Linked DNA regions of Homo sapiens: region 2 is linked to region 1. Evidence: chromatin loops called from intact Hi-C (ENCODE). Cell type or tissue: IMR-90. All regions are shown on one strand. Each heading gives the region's core, and the rest is flanking DNA. Links, peaks and the distances in the headings are about the cores only. Region 1 has its middle 30 kb from the start of OAT. Region 2 holds the start of HMX3 (H6 family homeobox 3).

The links. Hi-C counts contacts between places; a loop is a spot of excess contacts. Peaks named below come from ENCODE experiments on the same cell type or tissue, not always from the same donor. Only the 100,000 strongest peaks of a DNase experiment are listed, where the experiment ranks them.
Region 2: it touches region 1 in a loop (19-fold over the local background); 4 of 110 quality-filtered maps call a loop at or near these places.

The regions. Positions count from the first base shown.
Region 1 is chr10:124,385,068-124,393,390 of GRCh38, forward strand. No RefSeq gene overlaps it. Among named protein-coding and RNA genes, the nearest start is that of OAT, 30 kb to the right of the region's middle. RefSeq lists a silencer at 4,150-4,439. In IMR-90, for the core only: a CTCF peak has its summit at 4,345 (motif pointing left); a DNase peak (open chromatin) is centred at 4,334; H3K4me3 peaks cover 326 bases.
Region 2 is chr10:123,128,326-123,136,648 of GRCh38, forward strand. It overlaps HMX3 (H6 family homeobox 3), which reads left to right and starts at 7,645. Exons shown (of 2, transcript NM_001105574.2): 1 at 7,645-8,125. The coding sequence starts at 7,726. RefSeq lists enhancers at 4,512-4,621, 4,688-4,982, 6,860-7,810 and silencers at 5,062-5,151, 6,814-6,933, 6,964-7,093, 7,474-7,553, 7,604-8,013 and 1 more. In IMR-90, for the core only: a CTCF peak has its summit at 4,841 (motif pointing right); a DNase peak (open chromatin) is centred at 4,856; H3K4me3 peaks cover 174 bases; H3K27me3 peaks cover 5,380 bases.

The DNA of each region.
Region 1 (8,323 bases), core at 161-8,160:
AAGTGACTTCCCGTGAACCCACCAGATGCCCACCAAGATGCATTCAGACCATTCTTAAGCAAACCAACTGCTGTCATTACAGGGATAGGAACTTCTCCAGAAGGGTCTGGAAATGACTCTCAGCTGCCATCACTGCTACATGGGACAAGAGAGTATCACGTGCATGCCTGGGCATCCTGCAGAGGGGGTCCCTCCCTGGGCCTGTCTTCATGCTATCCATCAGCACTTTTAAAGGATCCTTCTTCACTTTCCCCAGAACCATGTGCAGTGAGACCACAGGACATGGTGGCAAGAGGTTATCTGGACCAGAGATCTACACAGTCCAACCACCGGAGAGCTTTTCACAACCTCACATGCACAATCCCCACCCATACCCAGAGGCAGAATCATGGGAAAAAGCCCAGCCCTAGCGTGGTGTGACTTGCACAAGTCAGTTAACCTCTTGGAGCCTCAGTTTTCTCACCTGTGGAATGGAGCTAATAATAGACCTTCCAGGTATGAGATGAAATGAGAGACTCTGGTGCTTCACAGCCTTTCTCCTGACAGCGTACCTGGAGAATGTGAATGGATTTACACAGTGCACCGAGTACGTGAGCGAGCCTGCCTCCGGTCACCCCAGGGCTGAAGGGACCCCCATCTCAGGTGCAGGAGGCTGAGGGGCAGTGGTGGGAAGGCCTGATGGCTGCAAAGCACTAGGCAGAGGGCTGGTATATCGGAGGCCCCTCATGCAATGATGGGTTTTGTGGCTCAGCCAGGAGGCCTGGGCTGGGGCTGACGCATCGCCATTGTTTAAGGAGCTCCCCGCCTGACTCTGGAGCAGGTGGTCTGTGGGTCAGGTGTGGACCGAAAGGTTCCAGCAGCTCAGAACCAGCAGGTTCTTCCCCAAATAGGGTCACCAGCTCCCCACTACATGCCACCCCTTCCTGCAGCCCACACACCAGTAGGGTCCTCCCTGCCTAATTAGCAGGCAAATCCCTTTCTGCAAGAACTGAATGGGTCCCTTCTGCTGCGAGGGCTTCCCTCACACTGTCCCTTTGTAGCCGCCCAGCGTCTCAGCCAGGCCAAACTAGGTCCTCAGGTGTTTACTCTCCCTGCAATTTTGACTTTGCCCCTCTGGCTCCCACCTTCAAAGCTTCAAGCAGGGCTGTGGCGGGGGACTCCAATGGGGCTGAGTTTTCTGCTGGAAAAGTGGCTGGCCATGGGCAGGGCCTGGTCTGGCCACCCCAGACAGGGCTGTTTGCAGGGGGCGTGGTGACCCAGACAAACATGCTCTGGAGGTGAGACCACAAACAGCCCGGGCCCAGGGAGGCACTGAGTCCTCGCAAATGGGGTCAGGCGCAGCTGCTGCAGGCCCGACACCGCCCCTCTGCTCACCTGAAGGTAGAGAAGCCTAAAGAAGCTGGGAGGGGCTGCTCTCTCTGGAATGTACCACGGAGGCAGACATTCCTCCAAACAGAAAGGCAAGGCCCCTCCCACCCCAGGAGAGCACACCCGCTCTTCTACAGGGCAGGCTGACAGACCCTCTCCAGAGAGGGCCCTCTCCACCCACCCGGGCAGGAGGGTGGAGTCACAACTCGCTAACCCTAACCCCAGGCAACAGGAACAGGTGAGGGGGATGGGGTAGCAGGGGGCAGACGCTGCCCTCCCCTTACCCCAGGCCTCCAGACATTCTGGACCAGCCCAATCCCCTGGTCACACTTAGCAAACCAGCCAGGCCCACTCGAGGTTGGACAACATGGGGATGAAGTTTCCCTTCACTCCACAACACAGTCCGGGCTGTCCGGGACCAGGTCCAGGTGGATCCAGCCTCAGCACCCCACCTTAAGACTCTGTTAAGAGCTGTCTGAACTCCCTGCACCTGGGTCCTATGAACTCCGGCTTTTCAAGGCTGGCATGGGGATCGTAAGATCTAATGCAAGAACCGGCCCGCCATAAAGGACGGGTGATCATCACCTTCATTCACTCATCAGGCTGAGACTGGGGGAGAGACAGGCACCGGGCAAGTGAGCCCAGGATTAGAAACCAGGCCCCAGTCAAGTGAAGCCAGGATGAGGACATACCCCCTGGGGTGTCCCAGGGTGTCCTCACTTCCCTGAGCCCTCTTAAGTGGAACACCGATTCAGCATCCCCACGCAAACCACTAAAATCCTTCTTTCTCAACAGAGTCTTGTGGGATTGGTGGGCCTGGGGAGGGTACCTTCCTGCTGTCCCATGGCCCTGGCACTTCCTTGCCCTGTGCTGGGGGCTGGGAGGGTGCCTGACCAGACCCTAAGAGGGTTGTTCCCAGCGGGATTCCTGGTACCACCCAAACTCGATGAAGCCACCTGTCAGAGCAGGGCCGGGGCCCCTGTGTGTTTATCAAGCCTCAGGTGATCCCAGAGGGCTCAAGAGTTTGAGGTCGGGGGCAGAGGGAGCTACAGGCAGGACCCAGCAGCCAATATCAACCTCCCCACAGCCCGCTGCTCCCATTTCTACATGAGGACACTGAGACTCCAGAGGTTGTGTGACTGACTGGTCCTAGGTCTCAGAGCTGGTAATTTGCCTCCTGGGATGCAGACACAAGCTTCCACCTGCGGGTGTCACCCCTCCTCAGGCCCCACCTCCCCTCCCATCCACGAAGTCCAAGGTAAGTCCAGGACTGGGCCCTGGGCACCAGCCTTGCCCTTGGCACTGATGGGGTTCAGGACATGGTACCCCAAAATACAGCACCTTGGCATTTGAGGAAACAGCAGAAACAGAAAGGTCGTTTTCACCTCCCACCCTCCCTTCTCCCCTGAAGCAGGACATAAAACCCTCATTCAGGTGTTAGTCTCCCTATACCCAGAAGAAACATCCTCACCTCTGAAGACACAGGGATAGAGGAGACTGTGAACACGCAGGCCTGGCTAAGTCCCTCCATCTATTACCGTTACATCAGACGTTTTTATCCAATCAAACTTTTCTAGGACTATCCACTTTTTTTATCAAACCAAGCATAAAAAACACAGGTTTGGCTGGGTGTGGTGGCTCACGCCTGTAATCCCAGCACTTTGGGAGGCCGAGGTGGGCGGATCACCTGAGGTCAGGAGTTCGAGACCAGCCTGACCAATATGATGAAACCCCATCTCTACTAAAAATACAAAAATTGGCCGGGCCTGGTGGCATGCGCCTGTAATCCCAGCTACCTGGGAGGCTGAGACAGGAGAAACGCTTGAACCCAGGAGGTGGAGGCTGCAGTGAGCCAAGATCCTGCCATTGCACTCCAGCCTGGGCAACAAGAGTGAAACTCTGTCTCAAAAACACACACACACACACACACACACAGGTTTACACATTTCTTTGGGTCTTCATTTCCTTATGAAGGCTCCTGCATCCGGTAAAAATTATATTAAATAAATGTGTATGTTATTCTCTTGTTATATGAGTCCCAGGCAGGAACCTAGGACGGTGAGGAAAAGCTCTTTCTCCTCCTATGGCATCCACACACCCAGGGCCTGCCACTCCTGCCCAGCCCAGGACCGTCACTATCTCAGTGACCAGTGGACAGGGCTCAGCAGGGCCACACGGATCAAGGTGGGCCCCAGCCAGGCAGAGACCAGGCCCCGCATCCTCCCACCCCCTGCACAACTTCGGTCCCCCAATCACCAGGGCAGGTATGAGTAAGGCCATTGCACAGTGGCAAAAACTGAGGCCCGCAAGGGCCCAAGGACCACCACTCAGATCCCTCCGGGCACAGCCCAGCCAGGAGCTCCGGGCAGAGTCCCGGGAGGCCCTGCCCACAGGGTCAGAGCGCCCCTGCCCCCGGCCCAACGGATGCGCCTGTCCAGGATCACCACCTGTCAAGCTCGCTGCAGCGCGGGAGGTGGGGTGGACCCTTCCCTGCCCCGGAGCCCACACCTCTGCACGGTGAACCGAGGCGCTCCGACGGGTGCGCGGACAGCACCTGGCACTGAGGAGGTGAACGTGACTCCCACACACGCGGGACTGAACCAGCGCCCCAGAGTCCCCAGAACACGCATGGGCCCGCGGGGCCGCAGCCCACGCCCGGGACAGCCGCCCGCAGTCTACGCAGGGAGGGGCCGCGGGGCTCTGGTTTCTGCAAGTTCTGAATTGTCTCCAAGGAGCATATTCCAACGTCAGAATAATAAACTTTTACAGAACTGTATTGCTCTGCAGCGCGCGGGGGGACTCGGCCCAGCGAAGAGCGAGCGCCCTACAGGCCTCGGCGGAGGAGGGCACGGTCCCCAGCGCGGCTCCTGGCCCCGCCCACGGCCCCGCCCCAGCTCCCGAGCCCCGGCCTCGCGCACGCGCATCTCGCGGGCTCGCAGGACGGCCGGGAAGCAACGCTTTGCGGGCAGCGCCCCCTGCCGTCCCAACGCGCGTGGGGCCCTATGGCTGCGAGCAGTTCCGGCCAAAAGCCCCAGGACCCGGACTTGGGGTTATTGACTTGCGCGTGGGCGCTGAGTCTTGGAGGGGAGGGGACAACTCGCCACACCCCCGTCCTCTCCCTGGAGCTCGAAGCCCCTTTCTGCTGAAATGGGGCCTCCTTTTCTCGGGAAACTGACTTTGGGGGAAACTAAGTCTCAAGGGGATCTTAAAACCCAAGACGGGGGAATGGGAACCTCACAGGACGTGGGGGCGCTTTTCTGGCCATCTCTATATAAAACCTGCCGGGGGCCTCAGACCCTGGCTCCTCTGTCAGTTCCCAAGACCCGTCGCGCGCCCACCTGAGCCCGGTGCCCACTGGATGGGGGCTCAGGCTCACCTGGTCAGTCCTCACCCCCACCTCCAGAGACCAGGCAGTCATGCCCTTCTAATATGGCGGAGGTCCCAAAAGATTATACCATATTTTTACTGTGCCTTTTCTGTGTTTAGCTATGCAAATACTTAGCATTGTGTCGTAGCAGGCTGTGCCATCTAGGTTGTGTAAGTACACGCCATGATGTTCACATAACGAGAAAATCGCCAAAGGACGCATTTCTCAGAACATACACCTGTTGTGAAACCACCCGTGACTGTTCTGTCCTAATTCAACCCCCTCATTCGATAAAGGACAGAGAGGCATTGAGTTGCCAGAGGTCATCCTGGTTGTCAGAGGCAAAAGCAAAACCGAAGCTCTGAGCCTCGCAGCAACCACCCACGCCACCGCCTCCCGTCATCATCAGGAGGCCTCCCCAGGTTTCTGTCCCAGGGAGCGCAGCCGGTGGACAAGTCCCTTCCGCTCTCTGAGCCTCCAGTAACATGAAAACACTGGCAGGAGACCCTCCATGATTCCAGGATTCCTAGAACACTGGCAGGACACCCTCACCCGGTGATCACTCCCAGGTCACCCCACTGAAAGCCGGCAGCTTTCTGTATGGTCTGCATCCATGTTTTTCTATTTCTCCCAGGAGTAATTACTCCATTTGTTCACAGGTACACGGCTTGGCACTCAGGGGCCATAAATTAAAGAGATGTTGTGATAAAAAGGAAGGCAGGAGAGAGTAGGGGCTGGTGGATCCCACTTGCCCTTCACTGCCGGTCTCAGAGACTGGCCTAGGAGAAAGCCACCAAGATCAAAGGCCCCCAGACCCTGCATCCCCATGGATGTGCAAGCCTGAGCTGTCGGTGGTCCTCCCGAACCCTGCCTTGAGCCATGCTTGGCTATTCCACACAAGGCTTATTTGCAGCAATCATCTGCTGGGCTCTTAAGTATTGTGATGCAAATTATAAAAGCCATTTTAGTTCAGATATCTCATTAACAATTTGAAGGGCTAGGCTGATGTATAGAGAAAAAATCTCATTTGCAAGTTAATCAAAATAAAGGCTGGGGAGCTAATAAACCTCCTCTGAGCCATTATACATGCATGGAACACTGGAGTGAGCCCTGAAATATATTTTAAAGTTTTTTTTCCTAAATGGACTAAGCTGCTTTTAGATATATATTATTCATTTTGATGCCTCCTGCTGGTATTTTAAGAATCCATCCCCCAAGTTCAAAACAAATTGAAATGCTTTTACAGGCCACAGGGGCCTCTTGGCCAAGCTCTTGAGACAAAGGGAGGAGCTGTTCTCAAAGCCCCCAGTCCCTGAGGCACCAGGACCACCTACTGGCTCCCTCAGAAGGTTTGTCCAGCCCATCCAAGGCTCTTGGGCATCACCACTATTTCAATGACCTAAAGCAAGCTTGTGTTTCTGAGCCTTGGTCTCCTCATCTGTAAATGGAAGTAATAATACCTGGAGTGAGACTTAAGGCATTTGAAATAGTGCCTGGCACAGACTGCTGAATAAATGCTATTTATTTGAACCACTGTCTATCCTCCGGGACCAGCCAAGTGGTACTCAATAAACATTTTTGAAATAAATGTACCTATTAAAAAGCCCGCTGATGCCAGGAATCGTGTGCCTTATTCACCAGTAGACGTCAGTGCCCCAGCATGGTTGGGTGAATGACACCCTGCCTCACACTCAATACCCACTTTGCAAGGACTGCACATTAGAATCCCCAGGAGCATTTAATATCCAGGTGCAAGGCCCCATCCAGGAGATGCTGATGTAATTGATTTGAGGTGAGGTCTGGCCATCAATATTATTTTTTTTTTTGAGACAGTGTTTCACTCTTATTGCCCAGCCCAGAGCGCAATGGCACAATCTCGGCTCACTGCAACCTCCGCCTCTTGAGTTCAGGTGATTCTCCTGCCTCAGCCTCCTGAGTAGCTGGGATTACAGGCGTGCACCACCACGCCCAGCTAATTTTTGCATTTTTAGTAGAAACTGGGTTTCACCATGGTGGTCAGGCTGGTCTTGAACTCCTGACCTCAGGTAATCTACCCACCCCGGCCTCCCAAAGTGCTTGGATTACAGCCATGAGCCACCACACCTGGCCGATACTAATTTTTTAAGCAAGCCAGGTGACTCTGAAGTGCAGCTGGCATTGAGCAGCACAGATCTAAACCTATAAATGTCCCCTATATGCCTCCCCCGACCTCTGTGGTGCTTCCCCATCACATACAGATGTGCTGCAGAGAGCATGCTGGGAACTTCACAGTCCTAGTGCTTGAAACGCATTGTCACTTTCACCTCTGTTATTCTGGGTACATCAGATGTCCTATCCCAACCTCAGTTTTCTTATATGTGCAGTAATTAATTTAGATGAGGTATTCTGGAAGGTCAGAATCCAAAGAACAAGTTATCATTAGGGGGTGTGGAGAGTGAAGGTGGTGACTATTTAAAGTGCAAAAATGTACCAAGATTATCATCTTTCTTTTGCACATATCTAAATGTGCATCTGGGCACCACATACTCTGTGAGTTCTCCTCTACTTTGAACCACTCCTCCCCGAAGAAGAAAAATAACTTTTTACCTGAAGAATGTGAGCCCCTTTAAATTATCAGGCCCAGAAAAGTATCTAAAATATAATGGCAGTCAGGTCTCACTCCCCCTTGAGCTAAATAATTACCTCTCGAAGCCCCTTGCCATGCAGCTCTAGACTAACTGAAGCCAAATGGCCACAAAAACGCCATACATCCTGTACTTCAACAATGAATAGCCAATCAGTAACTAATGCCAATTCTCTAGACCAATGAAAATTCCTAATAAATAAGTTTTATAATCACCCCTTCTCCTGATTTTTTTTTCTTTATAAATATTCTCCAGAGCACTCCCCAAGGCAAACTGATGATGTATCCTGGGCTGCAGTTCTCAAGCTTGGCCCAAATGAGAAGATTTTTCTCGGCCCCTTTGCCAGGCACGCAGCAGGAGGCACCCCATCTACTGGGCCTGCCAGGCCGCATCTGGCTTGCACTCCGGCGCAGATCCCACAGCAGCTGCTGCTGCATGCTCAGGCCCTGGTGGGAGGGGGTATGTGAGTGAGCAAGTGTGGGGTCCAGCCAGCCATTCCAAATGCTGGCACAGGGGTGGGCTCCATGCGGGGTTTGCAGCTGGACCAGGTGTGTCACTCCAAGGGGAATGCAGTGGTGCCCAGGCAGGGGTGCCCATGACCCTAAAGCCCCAAAAGAGTGTTACAATGTGCTCATTAGCTCTTTTAGTCCCACCATCCATAGCCCAACAGACGGTGGCATGTTAACAGCTCAGTCAGCCCCTTGCCCCATTCCAGCCCGCAGCTCCGGGGCCAGCTCCGCCCCATCACTACTTTCCATCACATGAGGCATCTGCCCTCTGCCAGTGAAGGGCAGAGGGCCACAGTGTTACAGCCTTGTGAGTACCCATGTTCAGTGAGTCTGGAGTTCTTGTCCGTCAAAGAAGAATGAGGTCACACTGGCAACTGAGGGGTGGTGAGGGCAGAGAAGTTTATTAAGCGACAAAACAGCTCTCAGCAGAGAGGAGACGGGAAGGTGGTCTCCTC
Region 2 (8,323 bases), core at 50-8,049, 1.3 Mb before region 1:
CCAAAACTTAGTGGCTTAAGACATACATATTTATTATCTCACAGTTTCTGTGGGACAGGAGCCTCAGATTCATGGTCTATTGCAAGGCTCCAATCAAAGTGTTGTCCCAGGGGCTGTGTTCTCAACTGAAGGCTTGATTGGAGAAAGATCCACTTTCAAACTCACAAAGCGGTTATTGGCAACACCGAGTTTCTCACAGGCTGTTTAACTTAGGAAGTCAGTTTATCACTGGCTGTTGGTATGAGGCCACCCTTGGTTCATGAAAGCATGCAAACTGAGAAGGGAATAGAGAGAGTCAGCTAATGCACAGAAGTTACAATCTTGTAACCCAGTCATGGAAGTGACATTCCATCACCTTTATTGTATTCTGTTGGTTACAATCAAGTTACTAGGTCCAGCCTGTATTCAGGGGGAGAGAATTACACAAGCACATGAATGCTCAGAGGTGGGGATCACTGTGGGCAGGTGTTGAATTGTGTCCTCCAAAAAGATATGCTGAAGTCCTAACTCCCAGTATCTGTAAACTGACCTTATTTGGACCTTGTCCTACCAGAAGCTAGGAGAGAGGTATCCTTCCCTAGAACAAATTCTTCTTTGGAAACTCAGAGAGAGCATGGCCTTACTGACTCCTTGAGTTTGGACATTTGGCCTCCAGAATTGTGAAACAATAGATTTCCATTGTTTTAAGCCCTCCAGATTGTGGCACTTAGTTAAGGCAACCGTAGGAAAGTGATACAGGGATGGTGCTAGAAATCAGCTTACTACATCTAGCAAAATTGCAGATTCCTGAGCCCATGCTCTCCTTACTGCTGCCACAATATGATATGATGGTCTTTGTGGAAAGACCTATTGATTTTGATGCAGGAATTCAAGGGCCCACAATCGCTGATGCAGGAATTCAAGGGAAGCAGTCTCTTTGGCCCAGCTCTGTTCCCCATCTCCAGCAATCTGTGCACCCTCCCCAGCACAAACTCTATGGCTACATTCTGACATTTCCTCAGCCTCTTTGTTCTTCTCCCTTCCCTACCTGATAACACACTCATCAAGACCCTGGTTGATCACCTCCTCCAGGAAGCCTCCACTGATTACACTAAACCACCAGACTGAATTAGTTGTTTCCTTCTCTGTGATCCCAAATCACTTTGTGCCTAAATGTGCTAGAGGTACTTTGCCTCTCACATTGCATTGCCATTATTCACTCCCTTTTCAGTTTTCATTTCTAGGCTATGAGCACCCCAAGAACAGAAGTTGTGACTGATTTAGTCTTATACCCCCAGAGCCTGGCACAATGTCTGCCCAGGCATGTTGCTAACTAAGTGAATAAATGAGATGACTCTTCAGGGCTGCTCAGGCATTGTTGGGAGGAAGCTTCAGCCACTCCTCTCCCAGTTGTCCTTAGGAGTCATCTTGGCTTATATGACATGACCTTTGATTGTTCTGATTGTGCCACATTCGTGTGGCAGAAGTGATGACTCAGGGAGAATGGGTCATTCCTCAGTCACTGAGGGAAGAAGCACAGAATCAAATTGCATCAGAGCTAGAAGAGAGACATCCTGGATAACAGCCCAATGTGGGCCATGGGGACAGGCTTCGCTATCGAGGTACTCAGCTCTGATGTGGCTTGCATGACCTCACTGAAGGCTACATGGGCTAGGCTTCCCCCTATTCTGTGGGGAGAGAGTTTCTCATACACAGGAGGCTGAGCCAATGATCCTTGCATCCCTCACCCCCTGCCCAGCCACCAGCAGAAAGAGGAACTATGCAGGGAAGGTTGGGGGAGCCCCAGCTGGGTCACTGGACCAGCTCCATCGGGCTCTCAAGACAAGAGGCATTGGAAAGCTTGTACCTATGCATGGTGGCTGGGAGGTGAATATTTTCATAACCACTTGACTGAGACAGCACTAATGTATTATACAACCTACTCACTGAAAGTTTTAGTACAGTCATGGAGTTGGACAACCATCATCACAACCAATTTTAAAACATTTTCATCACCCCCAAAAAGAAACCCCATACACATTTGCAGTCACTCTTCATTCCCCTCATCCCCCTAGCATCTGCTAATCGCTTATTTCCTTTCTGTCTCTATGAAGTAGCCTCCTCTGGACATTTCATTTAAATGGAGTCAAACAATATGTGGTCTTTTACTTTGGCATCTTTCAAAGGCTCATCCACATTGCAGCATGTATCAGTGCTGGATTCCTTTGTATTGATGAACAATTTTCCATTGTATGGATAGACCACATTTTCTTCCTCCATTCATGGGATGTGGAATTTCTTTAGGTTGAGAATCCCATTGGAACTTGATGAATCTAAAGTTGACTTAAATGTAAGGCAGATATGCCACTCTTCTGCTAAAAATACCCTGCACAACAAAACAAATGAATCACACAGATTCATTGACTCAAAGAAGCAGACTCAGAAAGAGTACATACTGGACGTGGTTATTTAATTGAACTTCTAGAACCAGAATAACTCGTCTTAATTCTAAAAGTCAACAGTGGTCTCTTAGGGTGGGGTTTGGGGGAATTGATTGCAAAGGGCCAGGAGAAAACTTTCAGGGTGGGGAAATACAGTTGATAATTACTCAGGGGTATATATTTGTCAAAGTTTATGAGGTTGTATTCTCAAAATTGTGGATTTTATTGCATTGTAAATTATACTTCTTCTCCCCTAATGAGAACTCTGAGGATAGAGAGCAACCTGCAAATAATTACACTTGAAAGATTCTTGGTTTGGGGAGAAAGACTTTTTCAAAAATGTTTTGTAGAGACAGGGTCTCACTGTGTTGTTCAGGTTGGTCTCAAACTCCTAGTCTCAAGTGAGGCCCTCCCACCTCAGCTTCCCAAAGTGCTGGGATTATGGATGTGAGCCACTGTGCCTCACTGTAAGAAGAACTTTCAAAGAAGACAAGGGAACCAGGAAGAGAAACGAGGACGTGGGAGAGAGCTGGCTCATTTCTGGATAGAAGAGTAAGGCCTCCTTGAAGCAAGGAAGCAACTCTTGGGGCATCTCTCCATTGCAGAACTGTGTTAGCTTTCTCAAGGCAACACTGCAAGAACAGACTTTGGCCTGTGGGTTCATCTTGAAGAATGAATGAATGAGGAATAACAGCACAATAGCTAGGACTTACATAGCACTTACTGTAGGCCAGCCCTGTCCTTGTAACAACCCTATGAGGCTAAATGTTTTAGTACTCTCTCCAGCTCTTCCTTGTCATACTTGGGACCTCAGTTTCCTCATCTATCAATCAGAAAGAATAATAGTACCTACCTCACCAAGTTATAGTGCCTGGCTTCTAATAAGGATTCAATGACCGTGAGCCGACATTACCTCCACATAACTGTTACCCTCACTGTCATGAAAGGGTAAGACATTCAGTCACTCTAAGGACATTGTATGTGATGCAGGAAACATATGTGATCAGGCACAGCTTGGCTGTGACCTGTCTCCCAGGGCTGTGTATTTTCTAAGGGTCAGTATTTAGTCAGAGGGAGACATCATTGGCAGCATTCCTGGTGGCATCGAGAAAGATGGGAGAGAACTTTCCAGGAAAGTCCCAGTAAAGAGCTTGTGTAGCATGTGTAGGTAGCACAGTTTCCCCAGGATCACAATTCCAGGCTTTTGTCCATTCTGCCTTCAAAGCAAGGACCTGCAGGTCAGAAGAGGTGGGTGGTAAAATGAGGCCATCAGGACCAGGGCAAACCCTCTATGTTAATTGTGGGGGCCTCCAGCCTGGGAGTTTTGCAGCTTTGGCTAGAAGCCTAAGCAGTCCCCACCCCGTCCATGGATAAGGAGGTGGGCTGTGCCAGGAAGCTGCTCCAAGGAGAAGGACCGTAGTATGGCTATGGAGGGAAGGAAGCAGCCTTCTCTTAGATGAAGTACTGAAAAATATGGAAAGCTCCCCTCCTTTGGGAAGCGCCTTGCTTACTGACTTGTGTGTGTGCACAAACGTGTATGTGCTTTGTGTGTGTGGTGGGCCTGGGGCAGGTGAGAATGCCATGCCAAGCACTCCTGTATCAGGCCTCATGCTTTTGTGTAAAAGTTGGGTGTTAATCACTGGCATTCTCCAGTCCCCTTCTGCCCTCTTGGCTCCTTGTCCCAAGGGTGGGTGGTGTAGAGACCCGCTCTCACAGCCCATCTGCCTGAGATTAGCCTGGGAAAGGTCCCCCAAAGGTCCTATTCCTTGGGCTCCTTTAGGTTTTGTAAAATGCAGCATCAAAAGATCTCAGATTTCATTAAACTCTTTAAAAACAGCTTTTGGGTATGATCAGGCTATCTGAAGGTCCCTAATCAAGTGGGCCAATTCTCTGTAAGGGAACTGTGAATCCATTCATTCATTCATCCATTCATTCATTCGTCTCACTCAGGCATTCAGGCATTAATACAAGCGTTTCCTGAGCACAAGCATTTCCTGAGCACAAGCGTTTCGTCCGCTGATCGGCCGGCGGCGCTGAGTCCTGGGAAGACGAATGAGGCAGGCCCGTTCCCTCCTTCCCTCCCCGAGTCCTTCCTGGAGAACACCTAGCCTGAGGTTAGGACCGGCACCTAAAGGATAGAACGAGACGGGGACCACAGAATGGGCCCTAAAACAGGCAGGAAAAGCGGGAAGGAGGATGACAGGCAGGCGAGACCACTTCCTGTCGTGGCCAGGTAGAGATCAGCAGAGATCTGAAGGCGATTTCACCCACTTCTTCTCCCGGGATCCAGAGAAAAAATGCTTTTGTTTTCTAACTGCGGCGGCGAAGGGCGAGACCTCAATGGCTTTTAAACGTCCTGCGCCGGGACAGCGGTTTCTCCAGCGGAACCTGCAGGCTTGGTTCAGAGGCTGTCCCATAGAGGGCGCTGTCTGCCTGACTTTGAATGGAGTCGTGAGCGCAAGAACGCTGGCAACACCTCTCGCCAGACGGCGAGTAAAGGGCTGAGTCCGCGCCCAGACCCGACTCCCACCAGCTTTCTCGAAGGGGAAGGGAAAGATCTACTCAATACATCCCGCTTTTCAAGCCCAGCAATCCCTAAAACTGAGAGGATGGGCTGAGAGTGCTGACACTGGAGAAGCTCCTCTCCCGGGCCAAACACAAGCACATAACAGCGCCCCTGCGCGCCCCTGGGAGGGGAGTCAACCGGAGAACTTGGGGCGACAACCGGAAAGCCGGGATCCGGTAGCCGCACAGCAGGGATGCGGGCGGCTGTCCCGGACTCTTCTCCCGCCACACTGGGCCTGTCCCCTCCCCATCTGAGTCTAGCGCTGGAGTTGTGATCAGCCACGAGTCCCCCTCCCCAGACTGAACCCTCAGCATTCCCAGTTTAAAGTCGACTTTCGTGCGTCAGAACTCTAGCCAAGTTTGCATGCGTCTGCGCTGAATGGCGAAGCTCCCAAAACACACAGGCATACACGCCGGGGTCTCTCCACGCATACTCGGCCGCGTGGCAGGCTGTGTGCAGGCGGTGCCCACCCAACCCTCATAGACCTACGTGCATCGAGCTATTTCTGCGGTTGGGGGAAAATGACCTCTGGGTATCCAGCAGCGATTGGGCGACCTAGGCCCAGTTTCCTCCTCTCTGGGCGCGGGTTTCCACTTACAAAATCCAAGTATGAGACCCACCCTGCTGGGGTCTCAGGGCAGTGATCCGTTCCAACCCAGATTTTGGATGGCGTAGCGTTTTGCATTCCAGTAAAGCCCTGTGTAAACTCAAGGGAGTAATAACAGTAATTGTTTATGGAAGCGCCATTTACGTTTCCAGATTTCCAAAGCAAAAATGGGGTTCGCTGCTGTAGATGAATGCAGAAAGAAACATTACATATGCCCGTCGAGATTTGGTGGGGGAGGGTCTGACGCCCCAGGACCGAAAAACAAAATCTACCTCTCAAGTGGGGACCCCACACGATCACGTCTGCCAATGCAGGGCGGCCTTGAATTAGGCGAGGCTCAATCTAACGAAAAAGAAAGCGGTGGGGAGGTGAAGGGATCCCAAAAAGCCCTCGTGTGCGGGAGCTTCACCAGGGTGGAAGAGGGTGAGGCCAGTTTGTCACCTTTCTCTGATAAGAAAGCTGTCTCTCGGGAGGGGACCTCACAAACAATTCTGATTTACTTGATGCTTAAATCATGAGTCTTAAATGTCTGCCTCATGGGCTTCTCGTGCGAACCGGGGAGCTGTTTTTAAAGCCAGTGGAGTGGAATGTCCTTTCACTAAGCCGTTCTGCAAAGGTCCAGTGTGGTTCTCTAAGGACTTCGCTGCCGTCGAGACGCGCAGCGGATGCCGCTGCTTGCCGCGGCGGAGGAAGCTACGCCGCTGCGCCTTCGGTTCACCTTGCCCCCATTAAAGCGTTAGTTAGACAGCTCCAAACGCCAGCTGGCCGGAGAGACTTCCTGGGAGAAAGTGCTGTCGTCGGGGTCACAGACTCGGAGTTGATCCGCGAGCCTTGGGCACCGGCGGCCAGAGCAGAGGGGTGCCCTTCCGAGAGCAGCCGTCGGTGCCGAGAAGCTGTTGCCCCAGCAGCCCCACCGAGTGACGCGCGGGTTTTGGCCGGGTCAGCGCGCATACGCACACAGGCACACCCACTCCTGGTCCCGGGGGAAGGCTCACTCTTCGGTTTTCCAGGGCTAAAGGCCAAGGCCACGCGGATTTCTGAGTCCGAAGACGCAGTGCGAGGACTTACACCTGGATTCCCTTACTATCGGCTGGATGGTGGGTGGGGAACCCAAATCCCTCTCTTCTTGGCCTCGCCCTTCCTAGCAGGCTTTAGGAAAAATACCGAGGTCGCCGGACCCCAAAGGGTAGGAAAATGATGAGTTCTCCGAGGGCCGAGGTCACGTCCTGCCTCTTGGGCCGGCGCTGCGTGGCTCTCCAGCTGCGTGGGGGCGGCGGGCCCCTGTCCAGCCCCAGGGGGCGGGGGAGCGGCAGCTGCGAGCGCAGATAACCCCGAGGTGACCCGGGAGGGCCTGGTCCGCCCCTCCCCCCTCCCGCAGGCCTGGCGGCGGGAAGCGGGTCCCTGCGCCGCAGGGGGGAGAGGCAGGCGCGGTCTCCGGGCTCGCGGCCGTTAGTGCGCTTCGGCCAAGGGCGCCGCCTGCTCCGCGTCCCTCGCTCGCCTCCTGCGCTCGCAGGAGCGCTCCGAGTGCCTCTTTAGCGGGAGCCAATATCCTTTTGTGCTAATAGGCTTGTCCTCATTTGCTGCCTAATTGGACTATATAAAGCCAATAACGGGCGGGCTCTTATAGCCCGAAGCCAAAGCGCCAAAATCCGAGGGAAGGCGAGGAGGGGGCGGTGGCGGAGGCGGCTGCGGGGCCGGGGCTCGGCTGAGCCTTCGCCTGCCTAATCCCATTTGCCATTGTACGCGCCCAATCGCCGTATACTCCCCGCATTTAACTTGGATGACATTTTGATTTCATCATTAGCATCCGGCGCCGGATTGACGCAGCCTCGAGCCGGGGACTGCTCTTGCTGCCTCCTCCGCGGGAGCCGCAGCCGCAGCCGAGCCGCCTCGATCCCTCGGTGCCGCGGCAGGGCCGCTCCCCGCCCCTCCGCACCCCTCCCTCATGCGAGCCCGCCCGTCTGGGTCCTCACTCCGCCCTCCCGCCGTTGGATTTGCGCCCGGGGCGGCCCCCGACTTTGCGCCCCGTAGTTGAGTTCCGTTTATGGTCTGATTTCCGGCCTCTCGCCTGCTCGCCCCGCCGCCCGCCTGTCCCGCTCCCTCCCTCCCGGGGACCCGGAGGAGAGGGGACCATGCCGGAACCCGGGCCGGACGCTGCCGGCACCGCCAGCGCACAGCCCCAACCGCCGCCGCCCCCCCCACCCGCTCCCAAGGAGTCCCCGTTCTCCATCAAGAACCTGCTCAACGGAGACCACCACCGGCCGCCCCCTAAGCCTCAGCCGCCCCCACGGACGCTCTTCGCGCCAGCCTCGGCTGCCGCCGCCGCCGCCGCTGCCGCTGCCGCGGCGGCCAAGGGGGCCCTGGAGGGCGCCGCGGGCTTCGCGCTCTCGCAGGTGGGCGACCTGGCTTTCCCTCGCTTTGAGATCCCGGCGCAGAGGTTTGCCCTGCCCGCGCACTACCTGGAGCGCTCCCCAGCCTGGTGGTACCCCTACACCCTGACCCCCGCCGGCGGCCACCTCCCGCGACCTGAAGGTACCGACCTCTCTTTGAACTTTCGTTGTCCCCCTGCGCGCCCGCCCCGTCCCCGCCCCGCGCTGCTTCCCTCCGCAGTTCTGGGACCCCAGCACCCGCAAACCCTCTGCTCGGTCAGTTTTTTTCGGCCCCTAGCCTGCCCTCGCGCTGGGTTGCGCTGCCCGTTAATCCAATCCCACTTGGTGAGAAAAGAAGTGG